3 separate regions of the Mus musculus genome follow, and all the other regions are linked to region 2. Evidence: chromatin loops called from intact Hi-C (ENCODE). Cell type or tissue: left cerebral cortex. All regions are shown on one strand.

The links. A loop is a pair of places that touch in the nucleus more often than their neighbours do. Peaks named below come from ENCODE experiments on the same cell type or tissue, not always from the same donor. Only the 100,000 strongest peaks of a DNase experiment are listed, where the experiment ranks them.
Region 1: it touches region 2 in a loop (4-fold over the local background); 3 of 42 quality-filtered maps call a loop at or near these places.
Region 3: a loop joins it to region 2, with 2.8 times the contacts of the local background. A loop is called at or near these places in 3 of 42 quality-filtered maps.

What each region holds. Positions count from the first base shown.
Region 1 is chrX:102,473,979-102,481,978 of GRCm38, reverse strand. The region is part of intron 4 of Hdac8 (histone deacetylase 8); the gene reads left to right. Gm32262 (a long non-coding RNA gene) reads right to left here. Exons shown (of 14, transcript XR_003953070.1): 10 at 1-8,000. Among named protein-coding and RNA genes, the nearest start is that of Hdac8, 27 kb to the left of the region's middle. In left cerebral cortex, CTCF peaks have their summits at 2,844 (motif pointing right) and 4,974 (motif pointing right); DNase peaks (open chromatin) are centred at 2,844, 4,995, 6,255 and 6,802.
Region 2 is chrX:101,950,798-101,958,797 of GRCm38, reverse strand. All of the region lies in intron 1 of Nhsl2 (NHS-like 2), which reads right to left. Among named protein-coding and RNA genes, the nearest start is that of Gm25828, 42 kb to the right of the region's middle. In left cerebral cortex, a CTCF peak has its summit at 4,380 (motif pointing left); DNase peaks (open chromatin) are centred at 2,914 and 4,430; H3K4me3 peaks cover 233 bases; H3K27ac peaks cover 960 bases.
Region 3 is chrX:102,116,058-102,124,057 of GRCm38, reverse strand. Pin4 (protein (peptidyl-prolyl cis/trans isomerase) NIMA-interacting, 4 (parvulin)) reads right to left here and starts at 4,589. Exons shown (of 4, transcript NM_027181.2): 1 at 4,494-4,589; 2 at 2,317-2,390. The coding sequence starts at 4,536. In left cerebral cortex, a CTCF peak has its summit at 4,914; a DNase peak (open chromatin) is centred at 4,756; H3K4me3 peaks cover 1,266 bases; H3K27ac peaks cover 785 bases.

The DNA.
Region 1 (8,000 bases), 520 kb before region 2:
CATGGTGTAGTTCATTGGACTCTGTAGTAAGCGCCAGCAACTAAAATCTGAAAGAGAGAGCAGTTATTTTATTTATCATACTCATTTATTTATTTTGATAGAATAATGAGAGATTGGTTGTGCCATTGAAGAGAGCCAGATTTCTAACAGGTTCACAACTGGTCTACTACCTGATTCACTGGCAGAGTTGTTGACCAAGAAATAGTTTGGTGGAGTGTTGGGGACACTGTTCCAGTAATACTATTATACATATGCTTACCCCATGCAACATTAGCACTCTCTCAAGTGTGGGAGTGGTATTCACTTTAAGACCCAAATACCAAGACTTAGTCCCTGTCTCTTCCTCTGCTCCCACCTCCTGACCCTGGAGCTGCTGGACTACAATGTCCATTCCCACTGATGAAGGCAGAAAGGTCATACCGTTTTGCTCAGTGGCCAGAGAAGGGGTCATGAAAGCATGAACAAAGATAGCAACAGCAGATGTGAAAGGATAGTGCTAGAGAGCAGTCTTGCAGGCATTGCCAGTAGAACTTAGTGAACCAGCCAGGCGTGTTGGAACATGCCTAACATCACAGTACCTGGGGATAGAGGCAGGAATATTGCTGTAAATGTGACACCAGCCTGGGGTATGTAGTAAGAGCCTGTCTCAATGAATAAATAAATGACCCTGGGTCATTGACTTGACTGCTGAGAGTAAAAACAAAGGGGAACTTCAAAAATACCCAGTTCCTTGTCTAAGTAGGAAGAAATGTTGTTTTCAGCTGAGGCTGGAAACAGCAATCAAAAAGTACATCAAGGCTAAGGTGATGGCTTAGTGAATAAAGCAGTTGCTGCCAAGCCATGAGGACAAAGGTTCAGATCCTCAGAATCCATGTGAATGCTAAGTAGGTGTGGTGGCCTGCCTGTAATTCTGGTGCTCAGAAAGTAGAGCTCAAATCCCCAGAGCAGGGTGGGTATCCTGTATCCAGTGTGCTCTGGGTTCAGTAAGAAACCCTGCCTCAGTGAATAATGTGGAGAACAATGAGGAGGCTATCAGATGTCAACCTTGCGCCTCCGTGCACATCACCCACACACATGCTCACACATAAAAATATACAGGTACAGGTACTGTAATGATTAACACTTTAACATTAAATCAACTTGACAGGAACTAGAATTGTCTGGGAGATGTGCCTCTGGCGTGCCTGTGTAGGGGCGGGGAGCGGGCGGTTATATCTTGATTACATTAATAGATGTAGGAAAACCCATCTTAATTGTGAACAGAACTATCCTCAGAGGCTCTTGGACTAGATGACTAGAGAAGAGGAAGGAAGGCAGCATGCATTCATTCCTATTCTGGCTGGATGTAATGTGACTGCTGCTCCAAGCTCCTGATGCTTTGGCTTTCTTTCCCACCATGCTGAACTGTAATCTGGAATTCTAAGCTAAAATAAAGCCCCTTTCCATTACAGTTGCTTTTGTCAGAGTATTTTATGACAGCATCAGGAAAAGAACCTAAGATTGGTACCAGGACATGGACCCCGTTGCTGGGGTAAATCTGACTGCTTGATTCTTGGGCCTTTGGAATTGTTTTGTGGCTGGAATATTGGCAAGTTTGGTGCTTTGGTCTTAGAAAAGCCACTGAATGATGGACGTAGAGTTGAATGAGCTGATCTGGTAGGAAAATGGGAGACAAGAATGCTAAGAGAAATCTGGACTATGAGGATTCCTGACTCAGATTCATGACAGAATGGTCAACGTGACTTGATTGTTGGTTGTCAGGTTGATATCCTAAACTCAGTATATATCAAAAAAATAATCCATCCTTGAGACCTATGAAGCCAAACATGTTTGGGTCATTCTTGACTCCTCCTGCTCATGAGTCACATTCGATCGCTTAGATACTTAAAAAAAAGGGGGGGGGCAGTAATTCTGTCTTCAGATGTCTACAGTCGGTCTTTATTCTTCCTCCCCGTGGAAGCTACTAACATTTCTCTTACTGTATTACAGCAGCTGCCCAGACAGTGTTCTTGCTTCTAGCCTTGTCCCTTTGATCTGTTTTGTGCAGAACAGGCACAGTGACCCTGTCACAACATAAATTAGATCCTGTCACTCCTTGGCTTGTCATGCTGCATTGGCTGGCTGCCTCCCCATTTCACATAGAGTAAAACAAAACAGTCCATGCTCTGGTCTGCTCGTCCCTACCAAATACTCCTGTATCCCGTCCCTTGGTGAACTATTACTCTCTTCCTTCACTGACTCCTTGTGTTCACCCCTAGGCCTTTGCCCTTGCCATTCCTATTTCTTCCTTGCCCCCCCCCCAAAAGCCACCTCAGTCCCTTTGGGTCCTTGCATACCACATTCTCAGTGGGGCCTCCCTGTTTATACCTGTCGCTTCACTGCCTAGAATCATACCTAGCATATAGCAAATATTCAATAAAAATGTTTATAAGGACAAATGAGTGTGAATGTTGAAGAGATGGCAGAAAAGTAAAAGTAAGAAATACTGATTTTAGTCCTTGGGGTATGTTCTTATGTCATTACCGATCAAATTATTGATTGTCAATGTTTAGAAAATAGAAAATAAATTAAACTGCAAAGATTAGCTACTACCTTATCAAGGTATGCTCCGATATGTGTTGGCTGAATCAATGATAATCTCTTAACAGACTGAATGAAATTATCAGAACATAGAGATAGTGGGGAGGGGAGGAAAGAGAGAGGCTGGGGTGGGGAGAGGAGGAGAGAGGGAAAAGAGATTAGTGTCATCCCAAACTTAGATAAGCCTTTGTAGTGTAGTTGAGCTTATCAACCATTAACTGACTGAGCTGTTACATAAGCATTGCATTTTAACCAAGAGACCACTAGAGGGAGCGCAAGGTTAAGCAAGAATGTTCTCTAAATGAAATTCTCTTACCTTCATTCGCTTTTCTAGTTATTGGTCCAATTGTCATCTAAACTCTTCCATCAGTTCAGAGCGTTCTCCTGAACTGACTTCTTTCGTGTGTCTTTAATAAATATTTGTGATTTGAATGGAAGGATGGATGTTTAGAATCAACATATTGTCACCTTGACATCTGTTTTACTAGGTAACTGTGGCCCGCTGATTTCCCTTGAGAAATCACCCTTCAGAGTTTATAAACTACTAATAAATATTATATTCATGGTACTTTGTTCTTAAAGAATCATTAGGCAAGAAGAGCAAGAGTCATGGAGTCTGTTGCTTTACTCTTGTAAAGGCTAGTGTCAGACCACAGGATAAGTTGGGTGGCTGCTTGGGCTGCCTGTGTTCTTCTCCGCCTCCGCCTCCTCCCACACTCCACTTCCTGGGCCAGTGACAGCTGATAAAGGTCCTATTTCCTGAGCTTGTTTGATACCATGGAAATCATTAGCTCTACTTCTGCACACAGAGATTGCATTACTGTCTGCAATGTGCTTTAGGGCTCTCAAGTTGTTTGGGATGAGCAAAGTTTAGCAGACAGCTTTATTGTCTTCGTAATCATTGACCCTGCTGACATTCGCTGAAGGGATCTTAGGTCTGGATTCGGAACTATCTGTGCTGGCTTCCTGAGGAATGTGGACTCCTTGACCTGTTGTCATGTCATGGTTAAAGTCTTTTACTGCCCTTAATCTAGGCCTCTGAGTTGGACCCTCAGTTTAGGGATTTTTTTCATTAATAGAATAATTTCAAATAACCTAGAAATAGGATTTTCTAATAAACTTTACTTACTAGAAAAAATGTGAAGGTATTTAAACATGGGCACCTCGTAGAGCGTTCCTATACCCCGCACAGTTTTCTCTGCATTCAGTATCTCACACGAGCATGGTACACTTGTGACCGTTAAGGAATCAATGCTGGCGCACAGTTGTTACCTGCACTCCACAGTCTATTCAGACAGCAGCTAAGTTTTCCTTTGGGTTCCTTTTCTTTCAGTACTAGGATCCCAACCAGGCCGCCATACATTTACTCATGATGTCTGCCCAGGTTCCTCTTGGCTTTTGAAGCTTCTAAAACTTTCCTTGTTTTTCATGATTTTCAGTTTTCAAGAGTACTGCTCATATTATTCAATATAGTATTATTTTAGGTTATTTTATCTATTTTCTAATCTGTTTCGTGGTATCTTTTCAAAGGAGCCGGATGACAGCCAAGTCTTCTTTTTTTGGTTCTTAGCACCTCTTTGGCTTTAGTTTAATTTTTCCTCTGGCATCTATTTTAACATTAATTCCAAATAGTTCCTGGAGCTGCTCCTTGCTAAAGGAGGGGGGACTAGCCTTCCATTCGTGATCTCTTGGAGAAAGCCTTTCTGTTCTCCACAGTCAGCCAGCTCATGCTGTCATCGCCTTGTCTCAGGAAAGTCAAGTGGGGATTGTAGATCCAGATTCAAAGTCCGTATCTGTACCTGACTGATTTCTTTTCTCCTTTTTCTAATGTCTGAAATAGTAAGAATTCTCATTCTCAATTTCTGTTTAACTGGAAGAAGAGCCCAGAACTCTGGTGCAAGGAGCAGATGGTGGCACCCAGAGAAGCACTGGCCCCGGCTTTCCAGCATGTACTTGTTCTGCAGCCTGGCTTTCCAGATTTCCATATTTTGGTCATTATCACCAAGTAAAAGTCACCCCCCCCCCGCCGCCATGTCCTCAAATTTTAATCTAATTATGCACACAATTCTTACACAGTTGATACTACTGACTTACTTGGGATGCCAGCAAGCTACATTTACTTCCTAGCTGTCCTTTGTTACAATTCCACAAACCTTTATTTTCTGTGCCTTTTAAGAATTAAGGGATATGGCTCTTTAAATTGTTCTAGAAACTAGGGAAAAATCTAAGTAAGGCATAAATTGAGATCAGTTTAAAACTGGTCTTGTCTGATATACCTTAATGGCATGACAATAATAAAAATATGAATTTATTTTACAAAATTCAGGTTTTTAATTTTTATGTGTATTCATCTTTTGCCTGCATGTATCTAGGCAACATGTACATGCAGTACCTGCAGAGACCAGAAGAGGGCGGGAGATCATCTCCTACCCGCTTCCAGGACTAGAGGTACAGACTATTGTGAGCCACTCAAAATTGAACCTGAGTCTTCTGGAAAAGCAGTCAGTGCTCTTAAACTCTGAGCCATCTCTCCAGCTCCCCACAAAGCCAAATTTTATCTTCTGGTAATATAGGATGTATTGTAGACAGGTTAGAGCGTATACTACATGAAGGAATGCTGTGGGGCAGCACATGGCTCTCTCCAGCATCCTTTTTGTAAGAGATGATGACGGTTTCATGTAAGCCAGTGGTTCTCACTAATGTTATGGCTGGGGTCACCACAACATGAGGAACTGTATTAAAGGGTTGTAGCATTAGGAAGGTTGAAGCTGCACTGATCTAAGCAGTATCATGGAGGTTGCTAAATTCTTATTATTAATATCCTGACCAGGACTCCCCTGCAGTAAATTTTCTACAAGATATATTTATATTCATAAAGAAGGTAACATCATTTAACTTCAAAGATTTCTGTTTGCCCTCAAAAGCAAAGAAATTTTACGATAAGCATTATCAAAATTTAGTAAAAACATTCTAAGAAATGCATGTTAATTACATGAATTATGACATAAATTGTTGAGATTCAACTCCCAAGAAATAAAATTATTGAGAGCAATGGTATAAATTATGAACAATTCTGAGTGCCCAGGGAAATAAAGGATCTTTGCCTCTTACTGGGCACAACTTGGAATAGGCTCAATATTGAAGGCGGCTCACTGAGACTGAACGATTTATCTGAGTTATGCCCTCGATCGCATTTTTGTTTCTGATTTAAAATCAGTTTTCTTCTAGGCATTATCTATAGCTAGTTAACTCAGGCAGTTACAATACATTCCAAGTAGGGCCCAAAGCGTGATTTTTTGACCTTGTATAAACCCATTAGTTTTCATATGCTCAAATGGTACTACTGGCCACACCATTTTTCTTTTTTTGAGCTAGCCATCTCTTCAAAACTATATCCTCTGTCTCAGAGAAGACCAAACTGGTGGCTGGAGATCGATACATGTAAGTCTCTCCTAAAGCAGTGTGTCGAGGGAGCAGCTGGAAACCCCTTTTCTCCCAGTGCTGCACCAGTCATGTCCTTTCCGCTGCTTTGCCTCACTGTGTTGTACGAGTACCCGGAAATACAGAGCTATGTCTGTTCCCTCCCCTGTTTTATATTCTATTAGCTCAGGGAAGATTTTCATTCCATTGAGCACCAGACTGTGGGGTATATTTTTGGAAGCAAGTGTAGGTGTACCAGAGCCAAAAAAGGTTGGGAACAACTGTAGACAAACTGATCTCACTGTTCCTAGAGCTGCCAATTCTAGGCATGGAGCCCTTAAAGTGGACTATAAATGTCGAGTGGGTGGTTAAAAGAAAATCCATTATGTGGGCCTAATTTCTGATTTCCCATAATCAGGTGCCTGTGTTTTGTGTACATGCATATTTTGTGTGGAGAGAAGCAGGTGTGCATAGAACTGATTTATTTAGCTATATTAAATCAGAATTTGAGTCTCATTGAAAGAAAAATATGAAGTGTATAATTAGAATAGGTAATACTTTTTACTTTTATAAATGCATTTTAGATATATTGTGCTAACATTCCTATTGAAGGCAGTAGGTTAGACTAGCAATTTTGCGGTAGAAAAGAAACTAAAGCAAAGAGACTTGGGTTCTTGGTTCCTATCCCAGTTTCTATCTTACGTTTATAGAACATATACATCTCTAAAGCTTGTTGGACAGAAATGTGAAATAAAGTAAAAGAAGGAGTTCTGGTTTTTCCTTCGCCTTTGGGAGAGGAAACAATCAGTTGTAAATACTAAAGGTTGATCTGTAAAAGCCATCGAGTCTGAGTCAGTTCTCACAAGTGCTGTGCATTTGACAGCCACGTGAATGGGGCTGCAGGAGTCGTGAAGAGGTATAGGAAAGAGCCCAGAGAAAAATAGCATAGGAACGTTTGGACATTAGACACGGAAATGGTGGGATGAATATGTGTGTGTGTGTGTGTGTGTGTGTGTGTGTTTGTGTGTGTGTGTGTGTGTATGTGTGTGTGTATGTATGTGTGTATTGTGTGTTTATGTGTGTGTGTGTGTCTGTGTATATGTGTGTGTGTATCTGTATTTGTGTATGTGTGTGTGTGCATGTGTATGTGTGTGTGATATGTTAACCAGCCCTACCTTACAGTAATGGATTCACTTATTCTTCCTTTTCTAGATCCTTGGAGGGCGGAGGGGGACGGTGTGGTGAGGGTGAGACAGGCTCTCACTATGTAGTCCTGGCTGTCCTGGAACTTGCTGTGTAGACCAGGCTGGCCTCAAACTCAGAAATCCACCTGTCTCTGCCTCCCAAGTGCTGGGATTAAAGGGGTGACAGCACACAAAAGACCTGCGCAGTTTAAACTGGATAAAGTGCCAGCACTGTAAAGGGCAAGTGAGCACAGTGTCCCACCACTCGCCAAGAAGCTATATGCAATTGATGTCTTCTGGGAGCTGTAAACCAGTTTTCTCCAATGGAGTGTCATTAGGCATATCAACCACACTCCAGAACAGACCCAGGAATAGTTGGCCAACCCAAAATGGACTCTGTGTGTGTGTGTGTGTGTGTGTGTGTGTGTGTGTGTGTGTGCGCGCGCACATGCATATGTTCTGGTATATTTTTGTCTTACTGAGTTGGTTATTTTGATTTTCAGGTTTTTGTTTTGTTTGTTTTATGGCTGTTACATGCCTTACCTTGCGGAAAATATTTATTACGCACGAAGCAGTAATCAGTATCTGTGTATAAAACAAAATCAGTAAGAGGGCAAGGCTTATCTGGCATAGATGGCATAGGTGCTTTAAGAGAGAAGGCTAATATACTCATTCAGCAGGTAAGAGCATGAAGCTGTATGGGTAGGAGATGGGGAGGATCTGGGAGGAGTTGGGGGAGGAAAAGAATATTGTATGAAAATTAATAAGAAAATTATCAATACATACAACACTGAATCTCCTTCTCTAAATCCTTAT
Region 2 (8,000 bases):
TAGAGTTCATTTATCCAAACCCAAAGCCCCACCTCCAGCTGAGTTCTTGTGTGCAAGAAGAACTTTTTCAATATAGGGTTCAAGCTGTGGGCCCATCAGCGCTTGCCTGGCATGCACGAGGCCTTGGGTTTGCAGGCACACTGCTCTCCAATCTGTATTGTTTGGGGACCTGGGATCTTTAAAGGTTGCTTTTTCAATACTGCATAGGCCAAGTTTTGACGGGTCTGGAAGCAAGCTCTTTTTCAGGGACTGCCCACCCTTAGGTGTAACCTCTGAATGTCCCCAAGTCTGCTTCTGCTAGCATCACTTGTGGCTTCCCCTCACTATTCTTCCCCAGTGGCTCTCAGTACAACGTCTACCGTGGCCCTAGGCTTCCCATGTAAGCTTTAGAACTTTGAGGACCTTGGCACCATAGAGAATCCTAACTCAAAAACAAAATGAAACAAACAATCAAAAGCCAGGACAAACAAACAGAGTTCAGACATTTCCTGCAAACTAGTAGGTAATTTGGAACCTGAAGCCCTTGCAACTTGTTGTGGTGGTCTATGACTTGGGTGGTGTCACTGGACACATGTGGCCACTGAGATCCCAAGGGAGGCGAGGACATGCTTGAAACCTCTTAATGTGCAGGCAGAGCTAAACCTGGGACTCGAGATTACTTTCACTTGGGCTCCAGAGGCAAATGAAATCTCCATCCTTCTTGTCACCCCCTCCCCTTCTCCTGCCAGTTCCTATTAGAACCTTTTCAGTCAGTTCCTGTCAGAACATGTCAGCTTCACAGTCATCAAACCACCGGCCCTACCCTGGATCAGGCCCTGTCACCTCTCTAGCCACCAGGCTTTGTCACCTCTCTAGCCACCTTGTCTGTGTCTTGCCTTCCAAGAGTACTTCCCTGATCTGGGCTTTTCTCTGTCACATACCTCAAATGCCCAGGGCGTTAGAAGAAGCAGACAGTTCAAGCTGCTCACATACCACCCTTCTGCCTACCTTGCCATATCAGAGAGGAAGAAACCAAGTCTAAGCCAAGGAAATAGCCCAGCGAGGTTTAACAGTGAGCAAGAACAGAGGTAGAGCTGGGACCAAACCCCAGGTCAAAGAGTCATGGTCTGCAAGCAGCTTGTTTCATGCTATTCCCATGACATCACCGCCTCTCAGAGCTACACTCCCAGCGCCTATTGTTTCAGGTAACGAGTGGAAATGCTGTTTTCAACAGCTACATAATCACGACTTCCCTTTCTATGTGCTCATTTGGAAAATGCGAACAATGCTCCTTCGCTTTCTCACTGGTCCCCAGGACTCTTCAAGTCAGCCTCAGCACCACACACCTCCTCCTTATCTGCTCTAGGAATGGGTGGGCCCCACCTAATTGCCAACCATTTTTACAAATATTTTTACTGGCCGGGGCCCAAAATCAATTTTCTGGTCTCACATTCTTGAAGTGCCCTGTCGATCAGAACCATCTAGAGCTCTTGGCCTTCCCGCCATCCCATGCCTGGCAGGGAGAGGACATTTGGATTTCCAAAAAGAAATGAAGGCTGGGAGTGGTGGTGCACACCTGTAATCCTGAGCTTGGGAGGTGGAAGCAGGAGACTCGGAGTTCAAGGTCATCCTTGGCAGCATAGTTACCTGGCTACAATGAGACCTGCCTAAAGAAAAGCTAATTAACTAAATAACCCTTTAAAAATAGAAAAGAAAAAAGAAAGAAAAGCCATGAGAGGGTGGAGGAAGGACAAAGTGAGATGTTTGAGTTGTGAAGGATAAAGAGGGGACTAAGACTAAGTCCTGTCCCCTCCCAGGAGCCTAGATCTTGCTTATAAAGACACAATCTGAAAGGAGGTCATGGAGTGAGCAGTGAGCCAGGTTGGACTTTGTTGGTGCAAAAAGCAGTTGTGTGTGAGCTGCCACAGACCATTGAGTTGGGGTGATCTGAGGCAGCATTGAGGACCCAGTGTCCCATAATCAAAAGAAGTGGGGGATTCATTTGACTCAATGTTTCTAGAAACTGAGGATGCTAAATGTGACGGAAGGAATGTCTGATTCCAGATCTTGTCAACTTCAAAATCAATGTTAGCCATAATAGACATCTTAAGTTCAAGGCCAGCCTGAGAAATGGAGTGAGTCCTTTCTCACCCTATCTCCCAGAAACTCAGAGAGCTCGGGCACCCTGACAAGCGAACTCTAAAGCATGGTGAAAGAGAGTGAAGAAGAGGATCCTGGGAAGCGAAAAGTCAGTCTGGGAAGAAGAGCTGAGCTGAATCAAGAGGCCATGGAGGACCTTGATTGTCAGACTCAGCATCATCCATTCCAGTCTACAGGGAGGAGGGTGTCTCAAAAGCTTCTGAATAGAGGAATCACCTAAGAGCACTTTAGCTTAACTGTCTGAAAGGATGTTCCAGTCTCAAATCTATCTCTGACCCCTTGTCTGACTCTAGACTATTCACCTAAGCTCCTTCGATATGAAGACGTGTTACACTGAAAGCAGGGACTGTGTGTGTGTGTGTGTGTGTGTGTCTTTGAAAGGCAAGGACTAAAGACAGAAAAGAGTTCCCATACTTATATTGAAGCGTTAAAGAAGCTGAGAAAATCAGCTTCCCAAAAAGTTACCCAGGGTTATGGACTTGCTTTAGGGATTCTCCCTTGGACAAGTGGGGCAATAGGTCCCTTCTCCACCTTTCCCTCCCAGCAAGGAGTTCAGCACTTCTTTCCTGTGGCCCTCTGAAATAGACTTAGGGAGGCATCCATACCATGGTGTGGAAACAGCACTGGCTCAGAGAAAGCTCTCTGAACTTTCCCAAGGACTTACACTGAGGAGCCTCAGCTGCTTAAAGAATCAAGTTTGGGATTCTCAGCCAAAACGTCTTGCCATCAGAGTTATTGATAGAGGGCAAGAGACCACTGTCCAAGCTCATGTTTTTCTTAGGAACATAAGATTCAGTCTGTACCAGTTCTAACTGGATGAGTGCCAGTGTGTGTGAATTGTAATGGAAGCATTCCAAACGCCAAGCACTACTTTGGACGGTGAAACTATGGCTGGATTTTTATTTTATTCTTAGTACAAAAGTGTTGACTTGTTTTCCTACAGCAAAATTGTGCTAGTATAAAGATCTGTAAACAACAAAGCCTTTATTTTGAAATACAATTAATACAAAAAATAAACCTCATGACAAAACACAAGTACAGACTTTCATGTCATAGATAATTTATTCTAGGGGAGTTTGAGGGAAGACAGAGTGAGGGGGTGGGGGGGGAGAGGAGCACGGAAAATAGGCAAGTTTGTAATCTGAAGCCGAGCTAAGTCAGAGGTCAGAAGCTCTGGCCAGGCCCTAACCTATACACTTGGGCTCATTTCTGGAAGCACATTTAGATTCAGAGCCAGGTCTCTGCTTTTCTCCTTGAATGAGGGAAGGGAGGCACAGGGAGGTGAGGATGGAGACCTCTATTTTGCCAAGGCTCTTTTCTCTCTGTCTTAATCTCCATCTGGCTAACATCTTCATCCTGGACTCTTCTGGGTCCCATGTACTCTCCTGAACGTCTCTAGCATTCCCTGGACAAATGAGTGTCTATTGTGTGTCAGTAACTGTTGTGTGCTCCCAGAATGCATCAGCGACCAAAACAACTCAGTTCCAAGGTGCAGCATGAAGCTCTTGCATGTATTTACTTAGGTGTCCCGGGTCAAGCATAAGCTGTTTTCTGCTAAGGATCATTGTTTTAACATTTGGTTCTCTTCCTTCTCTGCACTGTGACTGGCTTTCAAACATTGTGAAGATGTTCACAGTGAATGAATGAATGAATGATGGTGCTTAAGTTTGGGTTTGGGGATGTTGCTCAGTTGAATAGCACTTATCTATTATGCACAAGGCTCTGGGTTCTACCCTGAGCAAAAGCTCAAGGACACACACACAGAGCAATTTCAAGACAAAAAAAAACACGACGACAGTGGGACGTTGGTCACCGATAAGTAGAGCACGTTCTCTTGCCCTGCATTACTGTCAGCTCAAATCTTAGGCCACTTTCCTCAAGTGGCAATCATCAGAGGAAAGAAGGTTGCAGGCTAAGTCCCTTGGGCAGATCCATTTTGAAAAGAGGTAACCCGCTCTATCAGGGACCCTCTCTAAGGAATGGATAATGCTGCTAACTTTAGACAGCTTAGGCTAAGCAAGAAAGGCATTCTCCTTCGGTGGGTAGGGGGATCCACTGCCCCATCACTCTGTGCAGGGATGAATCATTCTGAAGTACACTTCCTTTCTCTTAAAAACAGCAAGGCTGCCCTGGCATTCATTCCCCCATTCGCCCCGCCTCTGGGCTGCTGTTCATCCCTCCCAGCCAGAGGCAGCTCCAGCCTTTTTTGTTTGGCTTGCCAGCAGCTGCACAGCAGCGCCCTCTGCCGCCCGGCATCAGGCTTTCATGCCGCCCGTCCGCCCCAGGAGCGGGGAGGAGCAGGGAGCTAGGCGGGGGCTGTGCTGCGCCAAGCAGCCTCCAGTTCCGGAGGTGCGCGGGGACCATGACTCACCGCCCGCCGCTCTTGCCGCCTCCGCACGCGCCTGGTGACGCGCGGAGCTGCACAGAGCTGCTCTGCTCACGCAAACCAGCCGGGGCACACTTGGCCTGCTCTGCCCTCCTGGGCCCCAGTCCTGTATGAACCCCAGCATTATTCACCCCCCCCCCCACACACACACCAGAACCTCGCGTCGATTCATTACAACTTCTGATGGGGATAGAGACTGAGGACCAGGGGAAGATGGGGGCGAAGGCAGGGAACAAACCGCTAAAGAATAGGGGAGGGGCTATATGACTCAGTTATGTGTGACTCCAAAGTTCAGGTGAGATGGGCTTTCCACAGCATCAAATTGCACCCCTCCTCCACTCACACACACCAGACACACTCAGGAAGGGTCAGTTAAACGATGATGTCATAAAGGACTTTGAAATTCAAGCATTATAGCAAACATTTACCATTTCAAAATTAAAAGCTGTAAAATAGCTCCTAATGAGAAAGGCAGACAGGTGTGGGGCTTGAGTGTGTGAAATGCTTTGAGTTAAGGAGCGGGACACAGAGCTGGGCATAGTGACACATGCACTTGGGAGGCAGAGGCAGGCAGATCTCCTTGAGTTTGAGACCAACCTGGTCTACAAAGTGAGTTATAGGACAGCCAGAGCAACATAGTTAAGAATAATAGTGAGACTGTTTCTAAAGCAAAGCAAAACAAGACCTAAGCATGGGAATAGGAGCAGGAGCTGTGAGTTAGGAATGTGCACCAGAAATTGGAACAGATGGGAGAGAGAGAGGCAACTAAGATGACCCTGGAACCTTGGCAGGATGTGCAGTTGAATCAAGTGCATGACATGGACATGGCTCTGGGGTTAAGAAGGATTTACTAGTAGATCAAAAAGTTATGCAGTTAAAGTCCACATCGCCTTTGCACCCGCCTCTGGTGTTTGCCACTGCCTGTTTTATTTTCTTTATTAGTAATATATTGCTTGTTTCCTTAGACTGTAAGAAACACAGATCACAGCCTGCAGCTAAGGTCCCACCTCTGCTTTGGAGACAATAAACATGCAGAAGAGAATCCAGATTTGTGAGGGCACGGCCTATCCTCTGGGCTGAATGGAACATAGGTAGGCACAGCACTGCTTGCCCAGACAGCATTTGTGGAAGCCAAAGAAACCCTAATCCAGGTCCTACTGTTCCCTTTGAGGAAAGTGTGGAAAGCTGTAGCTAACGACTGCTTCCCCGTGATGCTGAAGGTCTTTGTAGACCTAAGGTTTGACCCTGAGAGAGCCTGATGAATCATTCAGACAGCTCCAGCCTGAGCCAAGCATCGAGGTCCATTTGGTTTCCATGTGGGTACCTGTGGCTAGTAGCACCACCGAACGGACATGGTGCTCTAGAGCCACAGAAAAAAAGTTAGACATGAGTAACCTTTCATGCTTCTGCATCCACTGGTATTCCCACCCACCCCACCCACCATGACTTTCTGTCAGCCTGAGCTCTACCTAGAAAGGCACCACCCCACCATTTCCTGACAGTGTTTAACTAGGTATGCACGTGACTACATCTTCTTTTTCTTTGTGATCAGGAAAAGAAGGTATTGTCTCTATTCGTGGGTACTACTGAAAAACAGACTAAGCGTTCACGGCCTGTTAAAGATTTAAAATAAATATTTAACTTCAGGAGTCTGAAGTTCAGGCCTTCACAAACAGACACAAATAAGGGGAGGGCGTAAGTCAGGGAGGTGAGTTCTATGTGTTCTTTAGCCCTGGCTCCCTTTCTTGCAGGCTTTGGTGGTCTTTGTAAAGGAGAAAAACATTGCACGAAGGAGGAAAAAAAATGTCTGGTCTCCTTAAAGCAGTCTATAAGCTCACTACTATTCCAGCTAAATTGCCACAGAAATTATTCATTGGATTCAACAAACTCATTCTAAAGCCAGGAAGCATGCAAAGAGAATGCTAAAAAAAACACTTTAGAGAAAATAAAGTGAAAGACAATTCCCTATACAAAGTATTAAATCCAGAGTACTTAATGGATTGTGGTATGGACATAGCAGTAGGCATTTAGAGTGCAGTGGGAACTGCACACTGATAACTGGGATAAAGTGAACGAGGCTTTAAAAAAAGAGTATAGACTTCCAACTCTACTGTATTAGGGATAGACGAATAGACTTGAAAATCTCTGCACTGAGTTCTTCCAGTGTCATCGGCCCCTTCTGGTGGACAGTTTTGGAACAAGAACTAAGTTTTCATGGTGTAAATGGGTTCTGTGCACTATTTTCTGCCTACCTCCTAATGATTTTAGGATTGCCTCTTTCTTCATGGGGGCAGGGGTATCATTAGAGTAGCGAGAAAGACCTCATTAAAGGAAACTCCTTCTGATCAAGAGAATAGATCTTTAGCCTGAATGGGGACCTCACATTCCAGTTGGCTGGGTCAATCACCTGGCCAAGCGACCATCCCTCAGGAAGGCAAGACCACTCCCCAGAAGGCAGGATGACCTTATACTATGCTAAAGAAACAGGAGGAATAATTATCCCTTTAATGCAATATGGTATTTTTCCTTCCCAGATTTCCCTACTGCAGTCTCTTATAGAGCATAGCCACACTACTTCCTAAGCTAGTCTGCTTTTCTGAATTGCTCAGGAAAGTATGACTTTGCTTCTTTTTACTTCTGTTCTATCTATGCTTTTCCTAACACAATGGGCTTCTTTTCTCTTTCTATAGAGCCCCTGTCCCACCATGTAGCTGTCTGCTATCATAAGGTAATCTCCGTGTGCATTTAACTGAAGTTGCACCCCTTTCTCCCCTTCATTCTCTTCTGGGAAGCTTCTGAGGTCTGCCACTTGCCTGACTTTGGGTTTTCATTTTAAGCTATAATAAAATTGTATCTGAGCTTTAAAAAAATAAAAATAAAAAATGAGAGAAGCAAATTTAAAGTTTAAAACTCAAAACAGAAATATCCAGGTTCAGTGGTTGTATTGATAAATTCCCCCAACTGTGCAGAGAATTTTACAGTAATTCTACACAAAAGATTTAGTTCATTGTTAGCATATTAAAGAAGAAAGAGTCATATGATCATGTCTAACACCCATAATAAATTTTTTTTTTTTGGTTTTTCGAGACAGGGTTTCCCTGTGTAGCCCTGGCTGTCCTGGAACTCACTCTGTAGACCAGGCTGGCCTCGAAATCAGAAATCTGCCTGCCTCTGTCTCCCAAGTGCTGGGATTAAAGGCATGTGCCACCACACCCGGCTATAATAAACTTTTTTAAAAATCTGAAAATTAGGAAAAGAAGAGAAATTCAAACTCAAATCTACAGCTGGGCATATAACCCAGACCACGTATCTGATCATCAAAACTTGTTCATATCAGGAAATTGGGGCCCAGGCCTGTCATTCTTGCCAACAAGAGGCTGAGATAGAAGGAACGTTGAATTCAGGGCCTGCATGGGTTACATTCTGAGACTGTGGCTCAAAAGAATTCACAAAAAAGATGAATAATTGTTCTTTA
Region 3 (8,000 bases), 170 kb before region 2:
TTGTCACAACAACCGCAATGGAACCACCAGAAAATGACACTGACACTCGCCAAAGGTCATAAACTATATGATTCCATCCAATGTTACATTCTTGAAAGTATTAAAGACTGGGCATAGTGGCACACGCCTTCAGTTCTAACACTTGGAAGGAAGAGGCAGGTGATTTTTGTGAATTTGAGGCCAGCCGAGTCTATATAGTAAGTTTCAGGATAGCCAGGGCTACACAGTGAGACTCTGTCTTAAAACAACAACCCCACCCCACACACAAAATAATAATAACAAAAAACTCACTCAAAATGGGATAGAAAGACAGGGATAGGTTAGAAGCCTCTAATTCCAGCATTTGAGAGGTAGAAACAGGTGGGTCATAAATCCAAAGCCATCCTTTGCTACATAATGAACTTGAGGCCACCCTGGGCAAAAGAAGACTGTCTCAAAAAGAAAAAGTATGCTGGGCAGTGGTGGCGAATGCCTTCAATCCCAGCACTTGGGAGGCAGAGGCAGGTGGATTTCTGAGTTCGAGGCCAGCCTGGTCTACAGAGTGAGTTCCAGGACAGCCAGGGCAACACAGAGAAACCCTGTCTCAAAAAACAAACAAACAAAAAAACCAAAAAACAAAAAAAAAGGTATGTGTTGGGGTAAAAGCAGAAGGAGTTATAAAGTTATAAACAGGCAACACGGTCTGGAGAGATGGCTCAGCGGTTAAGAGCAATGATTGCTCTTCCAGAGGTCCTGAGTTCAAGTCCCAACAACCACATGGTGGCTCACAACCATATGTAATGGGATCTGATACCCTCTTCTGGTATGTCTGAAGCCAGTGACAGTGTGCTCATATAAATAAAAATAAATCTTTACAAAAATAAAGGAGCAACAGGAGGCTCTTTATATAGGGTGGAAGGCTTGAGGGGTAGCTCAATATTCTGAATCAGTGTCAGTATTCTGACCATGCCATTGAACTATAGTTTTAGAAGATGTTACTATTGAGGGAATCAGGCTAAAATATAAAGGCATTAAACAAAAAGCTTAATAAAAACTTAATCCTGATCTACCCTCCTACCTTAATTACATGCCATTCTTTTCCATTTATCTACCATAGTGCCATACTGGACTTGGCTCTTTGTGAGGGGACCAGATGGCTACTTGAAGCTATATGTGCTACAGTAGTCTCATAGGTTGGAAGGTTTGATCGTCAGTACAACTCAGTAAAGAGTGCACATAGCCCAAATAACCTTATCCATTATGAAGACCAACATGCCAGCTTTCAGGAAGCCCAACAGAGCCAGATGCCTCCCACTCCAGACTGTAACAATGACTACTTCATCTTCTGCTATATTTCTGAGGCATAGGTCTACTGAGTAGAACAGCTCAGTTCACATTTTCTCTCCATCTTTCTCTCCCCCTTTTATGCTGCATGTGTATGGTTGAATTTGTAGGCAGAAGCAATGAAATCTATTTTCTTTTACCTCCTGTATCCTGACCCAAACATGGAAACTCCTTGTTAGATAGCCATAGTAGTACAGTTCTGTTTGCAGACACTCCCATGGGATTGGTTGCTTAAGCGCTTCCAGTAATAATCTGGGGACTGTGATGGTTTGTATATGCTTGGCCCAGGGAGTGGCACTATTAGGAGGTGTGGCCCTGTTGGAGCAGGTGGGATACTGTGGGTGTGGGCTTAAGATCCTCACCCTAGCTGCCTGGAAGCCAGTATTTTGCTAACAGCCTTCGATGAAGATGTAGAACTCTTAGCTCTGCCTGCATCATGCCTGCCTGGATTGCTACCATGCTCCCTCCTTGATAACAGACTGAACCTCTGAATCTGCAAGCCAGCCCCAATTAAATGTTGTCCTTTATAAGACTTGCCTTGGTCATGGTATCTGTTCACAACAGTAAAACCCTAACCAAGACAGGGACTATCTCCCACCCATGGTCAAAGTAACAAATGTGTGTGCATGTGCATCTGGAGGTCAGAAGATAATCCTTTCTAGGGTGCCATCTACCCCCTTTTTCGTTTTGAGATAGGGTCTTTCACTGGATTGAAACTCACCAACTAGGCTTAGGTCTTTTCTCAAGCACTTTAATGACCGAGGCTGAAACCCCAGTCGCTAAGTTAACACATTTAAAGGAACAGTGCTAGAAGTGTGAAAATTCTACCTTTTAAAAGTGAGACTGGTTTTTGGTTTCCAGTTTTGTATCATCTTGAATTTAACTTAGTATTAAGCCTCATAGATAAGGACAGGTTACTCACACTGTCTTTTCTATGCATACCCACTTACTAATACTTTACATGGAAAAGAGGAGACACATAAGATAACTCACCTTTACTGCATTGCCACCACCTTTAGGACCCTGAGACTTCTTGTCAGCACTGTCACTCCCAGAGGCTGCACCTCCTTTAGAAAAGAGAGGATAGGAACTCATTTCGACTGTACTTTGACATTTATAGATAGGTCCAACTCATAACACAAGGTAACCCATCCATTACAGCCCCAAGTTCCAAAAGGCTACATGGTGAGTCATGCAATCAAGTTAACTTACTCTGTGACTCATCTCTAATAACAGGAAATGTGCCGAACAAAATACTTCACAGAAAACAGATAAAGAAATGAGTGTGGGCATGGATGCAGGCACTCCAGAAGCCTGGGCCAGATTCTTTAGACTCCATTCCAAATCTTGCCTTCTAACTTAACACTGCCATTATATAAAATAATACAATTTCTATTATATTCTGTGACAGTGTGTTTGACACCTGAAATTCTAACATGCAAAATCTCCAACAATGCATTTTGAGGGGTTTGGTTTTATTTCAGAGTGCTTGGTGTGTGTGTGTGTGTGTGTGCATTCTTTTCCCCTTCAGTCTACCACAACAGCTACTGATATCCTCCTGGAATCTGCTACATTCAGGCTATCAAGCATTGGTAGCACATCTTACTTCTTTTAAGTTTTGTGTCGAAGGCAGCATATTAAGTGTTAGAGGCCAAGGTGTCTAAGATTAAATTAAGTATTTAGTTTAACAACTGTTTCCTAAATAATTCCCCAGTTCAAGTTCTTGGGGGTACACAGTGAATAGGATTCAAAGCCGCAGCCAAGGAGCTCGTATCCCAGTGAGGAAGAGAGACCACATTCTGAGAGTCCGACAAGCGAGAAATTGTGGAAGGGAACACATATGTCAGCTAGCCAGGTACCACCTGATGGATGAACAGGAGCTGAGCAGCTAAAGGACAGTGTACCCCTGGTGACCTCACACTCAGGTCCTCCTCAGCCTCCCACTGCTGTGGCATGTCTCTGCAGTGCCTCACCCATTTCTCAGACCTTTCTTTACAACATCTTGGTTCCTTGGACCTCTGGGGTATCACTCTACTACACTCCATTTATTTGTCTCTTCTCTGGGTTCCTACAACCACAATCTTAGTTCAGGCCAACTCTCTCTCTTACCAGAACTACTGAAATCATCTCTCTCTCTCTCTCTCTCTCTCTCCCTCACTACTCTCCCCTCTCTGTTTGTTTGTTTGTTTTTAAGACAGGGTTTCTCTGTGTAGCCCTGGCTGTCCTGGAACTCACTCTGTAGACCAGGCTGGCCTCGAACTCAGAAATCCACCTGCCTCTGCCTCCCCAAGTGCTAGGATTAAAGGTGTGCGCTACCGCTGCCCGGCTTGAAATCATCTCTTTAAAGGACCTCCTGGCCCCTAACCAACCTTAATTAACACCATATACAGCACACCTCATGATTTAGTTTTCTTCTGTTTTAATTTCCCCAACTTGCTTATTTGTTTTGAAGTTTTACTTCAGCGATGCTATACTAAACTGCCTTTGGGGCTGGCCTCTCCGGGTTGAGGACTCTTTACCCTATTGCTGCTGCTTATCTCAGCCTGCCCAAAGTATCTCCAGTTTGTTTCTTTACCCTCTTTCCACCTTCTATAACATAACTCTCACAACTACATTCGGCACAGTACTTAGAGGCTACTATCTTCCCCACATTGTCCAGCGATGAATAAGAGTTGTCTTAGTTTTCTAGCCTGAAAGCACAATGTTGTCCCCAACAACGGTCTTCAAGAAGCGAGTCCCTCCTCATGTGTGTGTGTAGGGGAGGGGAGGGGGGGGGAGGTACGTCCTGTTAGTTGTTAAGAGGCCTAGATGGACTAGATTGATCACTAGTGTAGGCTTCCTTTTATTGCTGGCGTTTCATCAGATTCAATTTTAGTGGGAATAAACCCCAGGTCACGAGGAACCATCCCCAGCAGCTTCTATTGCCCGCCACGAGGGTCCCTGCACTGAAACCTCATGGATACCCTGAACCACAGCAGCTCCTCACGCACTGATCTTTCCTTACCACAAGAAGCCCAAACATAAACCACAGCGGCTCAGGGTGCTCCCGGTGGCCCTGCTGTCCGGCTTATGATCACCTCCCTCCCCCACCCCACACAGCTGCAGGTCTACTCCTGTCCTTCTCCCCATCCACCCCTACGCTCGCTCCATGACTGTCTCGGCAGGTCTACCTTTCCCTCCTTTTCCAGAACCACTTTTCCCCTTCGGCGGCATCTCTTAAGCTGGCGGATGAACTCTCCGGCAACTGTTCCGGTGCTAGCAAAAGGACCCCTCAGGCCCCACAGGTATGTCCTCCGCAATGCCTGAAAGCAGCGTCACAATCAACTATTTCTGCTGCGGTTCCAGAATCAGGCATAGCTTGGAACAGACCCAGTCCTTTGGTTCTTTGACCTATAGGAGCTAGAGATGTTAGACCAATGAGAAGCCGAAGCCTTACGGGGAGGCGGGAACAAAGGTTGCCCAGAGACGAGAAAGCGCAGCCTCTATTCTGTTCTTCAAAGCTTTTACTTGCCCTCATTTGCACTTGTTCTTTGCTCTCTCTCGCCCCGCCCACTTTTTTGTGCATGCGCAGTGCGAGCCTCAGGCCACTGCAGTTCTTTGGCGTGGGCTTTTGCTTTGGGGATTCTAGACAAAGGGACAGCAGAGGGAGTTTAGATAATGGCCTTCTTCCGTCCTCTCTCCGACTGACACAGACCTGCACTCCCTAATGGCTTTTCTTACTTACTTGTTTGTTTATATTTTTGCAGCAGTAGTTGATGGGGTACAAAAGATGGAATTTTTTTTTTAAAGCCTATCATCCCATTGCCTGTGACAGGCAGAAGTCTGTCATGGAGAAACATTGGAAGCAGCCTAAATTAATTTTAAAATAACGATTATAAGCTGTGTGTACAGAAATAGCCTTAAGGAAGATTATAGACCAAGATGTAGAATGTGATTTTTTAAAGTTATATATCCTGGAGAACATAATCTATGCACCTAAAAGACAAACAAGGCATTAATGCTGTTCAGCAGGATAGCATGTGACCACTCGTGTCAATCTATATAGTATTCATGTCTCTGTATTTTTCCAGAGTTCTTTTCTTTTTTCCTTCCTTCCTTTCTCTTTCCTTCCTTCTTTGCTTCCTTTCTTTTTTCTTTTGATACAGGGTTTCTCTGTATGTAGCCCTGGCTGTCCTGGAACTCACAGAGATTTGCCTGCCTCTATCTTCTAACTGCTGGGGCTTAAGATATGTGCCACCACCTTCCAGCTCAAAGTTTGTATGACAGCACAGCATAAGGCAATTTAAAGCTTGGATTCTGGAGGCACATGACCTGCTTTAAAACCCCTTCTACTAGTCCTGTGACCTTGAAGACGCTCTTGGGCTCAGTTTCCATCTTCTGCGAGATGGTGTTGTTAAAGTATCTGCTTATGGAGTATCATGAGAAATAATTTCATAGTCGATGACTAACTGGGGGCGTTTACTTAAGATGAATAGCTTTTGAATTTGCATCCCAATGTGCTCTTGATCTCTCTTTCTCACTCAGTCTCTCTTTTTGAGACCAGGTCTTGCTTAGTAGCCTAGACTGTTCTGGAACTTACTATGTCCTCCTGCTTCTGCCTCTCAAGTGGTGGGAATCATGTGCCACTTGGATACATTTTTCTCTTTCCCCCACAATCCTCCCCTCCTCTACCAATAATTTTCGTATATGACATCTTTCCCTCTATTCCATGAGATCACTGTCCTATCTTGGCTATCTGACTCAGCTTAGTTTTTGTCTGTTTTTGCAATACTGGTGATCAAATTCATGGCCTCACCAAGGCCAGGCAAGAGCTTTATGGTTGAGCCACACCCCAGGCTAAAATTTTGTTGTTGTTGTTGTTTGTTTGTTTTAGATAGGATCCCACTATGCAGCCCAAACTGGTCTTAAATTTCCAATCCTCTCACTTCTGCCTACTGAATGCTAGATTATAGGCCTGTCCCACCAACCTAAGCTAAATTTAGCTTTTGAATAGTCTCTGCTGGATGTGGAGGTGACTCGTGGGCCCCTTTGTTTTATGATGCTATGACTTCTGGATGAATTTTGGTCCCTCCTTATTTCAGATTGATAGTATCAGCTGTGGAGAAGGTTCCCGATATGGAAGGGATCATTGCTTTTCCACATCAGAAATGGAACCCCAACCCCCATCTACTGACTTCCCAGGTCTGGTTGAGAGATGGGGTGGGGTAGTCAACAGTAATATGGTTGATTCTTGCTTAGGGCCAAGTGGATCAGATTATGTCTTTGTGTTTGCTTTTGCTTTGATTTTAGTTGGGACTGGCCTTCCCTGTAAGCAGTGGCTGCACCAGTGTTGGAGTGGGAACGTGGCAAGCCAGCATTCAAGCCTCAGTGAAAAGTCATTATGAAAGCTGGCCATGGTGGTACACACCACTCTAGCACTAAGGAGGTTGAGGCCAAAAGATCGAGGTCAGCCTGGGCTACACAGCTAGGATCTGTCAAACAGGGGTGGGGGTGTTAAAAACAGGCTCCAGAGCTACGGTTTAGTCAGTGAAGTGCCCACCATGCAAGCGTGAGGACCTGAGTGTGGCAGTATATGCTCATCATCTCAGTGCTAGGGAGTCGGTCACAGGAAGATCACTCATCTATCTGAAACAGCAATTCCCAGGTCCCAGTGACAGACTTGATTTCAAAAAGATGGAGAACTCTTGAGGAATGACTCTCAAGGTTGACCTCTGACCTCCACATGCTCACACACTTATGTGCATATATGTGTACATGCACCCACACACATGCAGAACAGGACAAAACTTGAATGGATGATACAGCTGACTTGGAACCTTGTGAAACTGTATTGCAGTAGATAATCATGGCTACAAAGACAATAATCAAGCCTGTGTGTATGACTGAATTTGTCCAAAGCAGTGCCTGAAGAGCAATAGCTCCAGGAAAAGAATAAACAGTTGTCCACTGCAGGTCCAACCGGACATATATAAAATCGTGTACTCAGGCTCAGTTGGTTGAGTGCTTGCATAGCAAGTATTAAGCCCTGGATTGGATGCCCAGCACCATGTGAAGCCCTGGATTGGATGCCCAGCAACATGCATGTGTTGGCATATAGTCTTGGGAGGTAGAGGTGGGAGAATCAGAAGTTCAAGACCATCCTCAGCTACATTGTGAGTTTGAGGCTAGCCTGGGCTACATGAGATCCTAGCTTAAAAAAAAAAAAAACTATAGGTAGGTGGTGGTGTTATATGCCTTTAATCCCCAGTACTCAGGAGGCAGAGGCAGGCAGTTCTCTGAGTTGGAGGCCAGCCTGGTCTAAGAGCAAGTTCCAGGGCAGACAGGGCTACACAGAGAACCTTGTCTTGAAAAACCAGAAACAAACAACCAAAAGCTATATATGATGTCAACTATCCAGTATACATCATAAAAAACTTGGTGAAAAAAATGGTGAAAATTGCAGTATTTGAAATGTGAATTTATAACTTTCATTTTCATCTGTTAACATATGCTGTTATATCTCTTGTTATGTATTTTTTTTAATTCAAGAAAGGCAATAGGCAGGTATAAGTGGTACATGCTTTAATTCTTGACACTTAGGAGATACAGGTAGGTACATAAGAAACTCAAGTCCAGCCTTGGCTCTATAGCCAAGGCCAGCCTGGGATACATAAGCGCCTATCTTAAAAACAGTAGAA